2 separate regions of the Homo sapiens genome follow, and region 1 is linked to region 2. A link is an interaction called in ENCODE POLR2A ChIA-PET data of the cell type or tissue named here. Cell type or tissue: PC-3. All regions are shown on one strand. Each heading gives the region's core, and the rest is flanking DNA. Links, peaks and the distances in the headings are about the cores only.

Region 1 (2,925 bases), core at 92-2,591, 180 kb before region 2:
GAGAGAGACCTCGAGAATGGAATACATCCCTTTTTCTTGGGAAGAAGCAATGTGGTGTTTTTCTGTTCCCAATTAAACCACTCTTCTATAAGTATATCATTTAGGTGATAGAAGTAACATTGTTTAAATTAACATTCAAGTTATGAACACACACTGGTAAAAATTCTCTTAGGAATGCCTTAAGACAGCAAAGGAAAAATTTTTACCTGTTGGCAATATTTATTTTAAAAAGCCATATACCAAAGTATAAAATCATTACTATGGTGAATGGCGTTATATAACTTAGAATAAAGATTTTACAATTTTTTTTCAGTTTCAGTCTTTGCTAACTTTAGTAGATGCTAATCAGTATACTTTAGCTGTTAAAGGTGATTGTACTTTTTCTTCTTTTAAATCAAGATTTTTCTTTGAAGAGAAAATCGAACATTAGAGGCACTATTGACAGCAAATGGAAACAGGGATTCAAGAGCTAATATATCTCTTCTCTTACATTTCTATTCTTTTGTATTGCCTTATTTAGGAAATTTTTTATTTTCTTATTTGAGAACTATGAAAGAATCCCAGAGTAGAAATCAGCTTAAGGGAATAGTGAAAGAAATTTAAATAATCGATTGCTCAAGGGTATAATTATTTTGATTGCTCAGAATTTTGCTCTATATGTTTAATGTGTTAAATGTAATTAACTGCCAGCCAAATAATGCTTATTGCATTTAAGATGTGAAAAATGTCCTTTTCTAATGCAGTATTTTTTATTGTCTCACAATGATCTAAGTGCCTAGTACATAATAGGTACTCAACGTGTTTCTAGTCAATGATTTAATGATCTGACAAGTTAATTTTGGACGAACATTCAGAAATTGAGTATTTTTTAGTGGGCACATAAATTACTTCTCTACCTTATTAGGTAGTTAAATCTTTATAAAGCTTTAAGAGAAATTTTTGTGTGTATGTGGAGAAATCTGTCTTTAATTATCTTTTAATTAGAAAACTCATTATTTCACTTCCTTGCAAATTCTAAATTTTTAATGTTAATCATGATACTTAATTCATCTTAGGTAATATTATTTTCCTTATTTTAATTTTTCAAATGAGTGCTTACCCTGATATAAAAGATTTATAAGGTTTTAAGACATTTTACTTGTTGTGCAAATAACCTGGTTTGGTTCAATACTGAAGCAGGACCGAATCTGAATTTTCTCAAGGTTAATGCTGTATATGTAGTTCCTTATTTTCTGTGATGATGCAAACAGCCAAGGATCTTTTCAGTTAGAAGGGACTTTAGTAAGGCTATAATAGGTCTTTCTTTTCAGACATTTTAAACCAAGGATTCTAACATGTGCTTCTCTTCTCCAAACTTGCCACTAAATACTTAAACAACAAAGACATTGAATCCTGGCTGGGCGTGGTGGCTCATGCCTGTAATCCCAGCACTTTGGGAAGCCAAGACGGGCAGATCACTTGAGGTGAGGAGTTCAAGACCAGCCTAGCCAACATGGGGAAACCCTGTCTCTACTAAAAATACAAAAAATTAGCTGGGGGTGGTGGTGCACACCTGTAGTCCCAGTTACTTGGGAGGGTGAGGTGGGAGAATTGCTTGAACCTAGGAGGCGGAGATGGCAGTGAGCTGAGATCGTGCCATTGCACTCCAGCCTGGTTGACAGAGCAAGACACTTCATCTCAAAAAAAAAAAAAAAAGAAAAAAGACGTTGAATCCTGCAACGTGACATTATTTATTTTTATTATTTGAAATAGAAGTGCAAAATCAATGTTAATCAAATATGTAAAATGTATTATAAATATAAATAAGTGAATTTCAGTTCTGGTAAGGATGCTTTAATACCAGGGTTCTCTGGCAACATAATTACTGAAATATAAAAAGATGTTTAGCATGTTGTCCATAGACTATCTTATGATTTAATACTCCTATGAATATCTACATCAACTGGTTCTGTGTTAAACTTTAAAACATGAACCTTCAGAATTTCATTTTTTCTTTGTTTCAAGTTTTTCCTTTACATAATTTTATGATTACACATTAAAGTGGAATAGATAGGGTGAACTCTCTACTGAAACTTATCAACTAAAAACCTGTAAGCCAAAAAAAAAAAAATCAGGGAAAAAAATCTCTAAATACGTTGAATTTATTTGGGAATTAGAAAAGAGGATTATAACCTGAGATGCACAGCTGTGGCAAGCTACATATACATCAAAGAAGGGAGGATAAAGGGAAATGTTTTTCTTTTTTTCTTTTTTTTTTTGAGACAGAGTCTCACTCTGTCGCCAGGCTAGAGTGCAGTGGCACAATCTCAGCTCACTGCAACCTCCGACTCCCTGGTTCAAGCATTCTCCTGCGTCAGCCTCCGAAGTAGCTGGGATTACAGGCGCACACCACCATGCCCAGCTAATTTTTATATTTTTAGTAGAGACGGGGTTTCACCATGTTGGCCAGGATGGTCTTGATCTCCTGACCTTGTCTGCCCGCCTTGGGCTCCCGAAGTGCTGGGATTACAGGTGTGAGCCACTGTGCCTGGCCAAAGGGAAACTTTTATTTGGCAAAAGGAGAAGTTCACATAAACTGCTTGGAAACAGACATTGGTTTTGGATACTCAAAGTCAGAGTTGGCACCATTTTAGAGGAAGAGATGCTGTTACTGGGCAGGTATTGTTTTGAGAGCATTTTATCTGAATTGCTGCAGTCCTACAGAATTTCTTATTTTAGAAAGTCCTTGAGACAGGACTTCCAAAAATGTCTTTTATCTCGTCCATGCAATCATGAACCCTACTCCTTTGTGCTCTCCTGGCTCTAGTTTGTGTTTGACAAACAGTGATTTCATCCTGGTATCTGCAACTTTCATAAACCTTTATTTATATATTAGTACTTCAAAGATTAAAAAAAATTGTAAATCTCTTGCCTCAAGAAAAAGAT
Region 2 (2,925 bases), core at 178-2,677:
ATATTAGAATGTCATTATTGTAAAACTTTTTGTTTAAAGTATGCATGTGTGGACTGGATCCCATGTAAAATGTATTTTTTCTTTTTACTATGAATCATGGCTAAAAAGTTTGAAGATTAGTAATCTGGGGTGGCCTGACTTAATCTGAAGCATTACCAGGAGGCCTGGTCTGCTCTGTAAGAGGGCAGGTTGGTACCAGGAACACTTTATAGATTTTAGGTCTGGTTGGTAAAAGCTATTCTGGGACTCTTCAACTAGACCAGACCCTGCAGGAAAGTAAACCTGAACATTAGTGCTCATCCTAAAAGCAGTGGCCACTCAGGAGACTTCCAGAGTGAAGGGTGAACTAAGGATAGCTTACTGAAAGCTGGACCTGTGTGCTCAACCCTAAAGTGTCCCTGGAGTCCAAGAATGACTTTTGTCTGGTTACTTGCTTCTCGGAGACTTTTTCAAAATGGTCTCATGAGTGGTGATACTTTCTAAGAAGCAGGATGATTTCCTAATGACCTTAGAGCCAAGATGAATTGGACAGGGTTCCTTGTGACCCTCAGGTCCTCCCTGCATCATATCCTGTTGAAATCAGAAGAGACTGTATTCTAATCTAGAAGCATGTCTGTCTTCTTCCTGCCTGACAGAAAACATGTCCTTACAGTACAAAAGATGTAGGGGTGGTCACCAGAGCTGTACTTTTGGCTGGGTTCTAAATAAATGACACTGTAAGCCACAGAGAGAAGGGAGAAAAGGCTCCAAAAATGAAGTTTATGGGGTTACATGGGCCTTGTATTTATTCTGACAGTTGTAAAAATTCTTTTGGGCTGACCCATTTTTCTTTTCTTAATTAAAAAAAAAATATCTGGCAGGCAAGAGGAAGAAATGTAAACCATGTGACTAATGCTTCAGCTTTTTCTCCTGGAGCCAGATTCTTTAAAAATTATACCTTAGACATGTTTGACTTTTTAAAAACAATTGCCCACAAAAGCCACCAAACATTTTTTTTCTGAAACTTGTAGACTTAGATAGCATTCATTTTCAGGAAGGAATCCAAAAGTACAATATTTAGGAGTTATTGAACCAAAATCTCCTTTGGAGATTTTGCCCTGGTGAATTAGATTACCCTAGGAATTGGCAGAGGAACAGGCGGCCTTTTGCCTCTACTTTGCTTGAGTATTTCCAGTCCTGTTGGTAGCCACCCAAAATGTTTGAGGGAGTTAGACTAAAAGATCGTCAAGGTCCTTTGTAGACGAAAAGTACTATGACTCCAGTGACGGAATGACATGGCAGTCAGGAGTTATGTTTATGTTGACCTCTTGTTTTATACTTATTGCAAACAATTTGTTTGTTTACTCACTCACTCAAATTTGAGCACTTACTATGTGCCAAATGTTGGCCTTTGTAGGAAAATCATAGGATTTTAGAGCACTTATCATAGTAGATTTGAGGGCTTCAAAGTCAAGTTCCAATCTCCCTTTCTGGGGTGATTTCCTATGTCTCACTTTTGCAACTCCACACTTCAGCTAACTGGGCTATTTTCCTGTTTTAGGGTCTTTTCTCTTGCTGTTGCCAGGGTCTAAAATGTCCTCCTTTCCTTAATGCCAGACATCTTTAAATCGCCAGACATCACTCAAATTCTAGCTCAAATGTTACTTCTGTGAGTCCTCTCTGGTTTCTCAAAAGGTAGTAAGTGATTCTTCTCTCAAGCCAAAGCACTTTGTACTTCTTTTTTTTAACACCACACATAATCTTCTTAGAATGAACTGTATGAAATCACCAGTTTTATAAGTTAAAAATGGTTAAATATTGGCAGCTTCATACAGTTCCAGCTAATATTAACTGTGTTATTGTATGGAACTTAAATTAGGCCTCTATAAATATATTGCCCCCAAGACTTATAGCCAGAAATATTCTTTTGTCTTTTCTTCAAAAATATGAGTTATTATTAAACTAAGTTTCATTAAACCTGTGCTTGCAAGTTTCATTTAAAAAATTAAATATAGAAAATATTTATTTTTAATTTTATTAGTCTTAGCTAATCATCTAAAATTTTGATTCAGTAAACCAATGTATTAGCTATAACTTTCAGTGTAGTTTAATAAGGTTCTGTATAATTATCTACTTTATTTGTTAAAATGATTTATTCAACATGGCTAAACATAAAGCTCTGTGATATATTGCTGGAGACATTCCCCACTCCCAGCAATACTCGCCAGTTAACATTTTTTTCACCATTCAGTATTCCGTGACATCTGATTTGGATACATATCTAGGCAACTCTACAATTATTCAACTTACGGAGTTCCACTGTAGCTATAGAGATCTCAGGAGAGAGTTGGTGGGATAGTTATTTGAAGTCAATGAATATCATGTCTGTAGCATTCCATGTTACCTGTATAGAATCAGAGAAGGATGGAAAGTTAGTTTGATATGATTTTTTTTCTTTTAATTTAGAGACAGGGTCTTGCTCTGTCACACAAGCTGGAGTGCAGTATGGTCATAGCTTACTGCAGCCTCAAACTTCTGGGCTCAAGAGATCCTCCTGTCTCAGCCTCCTGGATGGCTAGGACTACAGGCCTATGCAATCCCCCATGGCTAATTCTTTTAATTTTTTTTTAGAGATGGGCCTTGCTATGTTACCCAGGCTCATCTCGAACTCCTGGGCTTAAGTGATCCTCCTGCTTTGGCCTCTCAAGGTGTTGGGATTATGGGCATGAGCCACTATACCTGGCTGATTTTATTTTTCTCGGTGATTTTATGTTAGTTCCTAGTGATCGTTGCTTACAAACCAAATCTGGGATTTTGGGAACATTTGTTGGCAGAACTACCCATCCGTTGTTTTCAGTCTACCTTAATTGCTGCCTAAAAATTGGTATACCTTCTTGTACACCCTTTAGACACCACTGTGATTCTAATTTCTGTGAAGATTCCGCT

What was found. Peaks named below come from ENCODE experiments on the same cell type or tissue, not always from the same donor. Only the 100,000 strongest peaks of a DNase experiment are listed, where the experiment ranks them.
Region 1: POLR2A ChIA-PET joins it to region 2 with 7 read pairs; 1 of 35 experiments calls an interaction of 5 or more read pairs at or near these places.

What each region holds. Positions count from the first base shown.
Region 1 is chr1:183,637,604-183,640,528 of GRCh38, forward strand. It overlaps a transcript of RGL1 not described here. Among named protein-coding and RNA genes, the nearest start is that of ARPC5, 3.3 kb to the left of the region's middle. In PC-3, for the core only: no CTCF peak of the experiment used is centred there; no DNase peak of the experiment used is centred there.
Region 2 is chr1:183,821,364-183,824,288 of GRCh38, forward strand. The region is part of intron 2 of RGL1 (ral guanine nucleotide dissociation stimulator like 1); the gene reads left to right. Among named protein-coding and RNA genes, the nearest start is that of RGL1, 18 kb to the left of the region's middle. In PC-3, for the core only: no CTCF peak of the experiment used is centred there; no DNase peak of the experiment used is centred there; H3K27ac peaks cover 1,515 bases.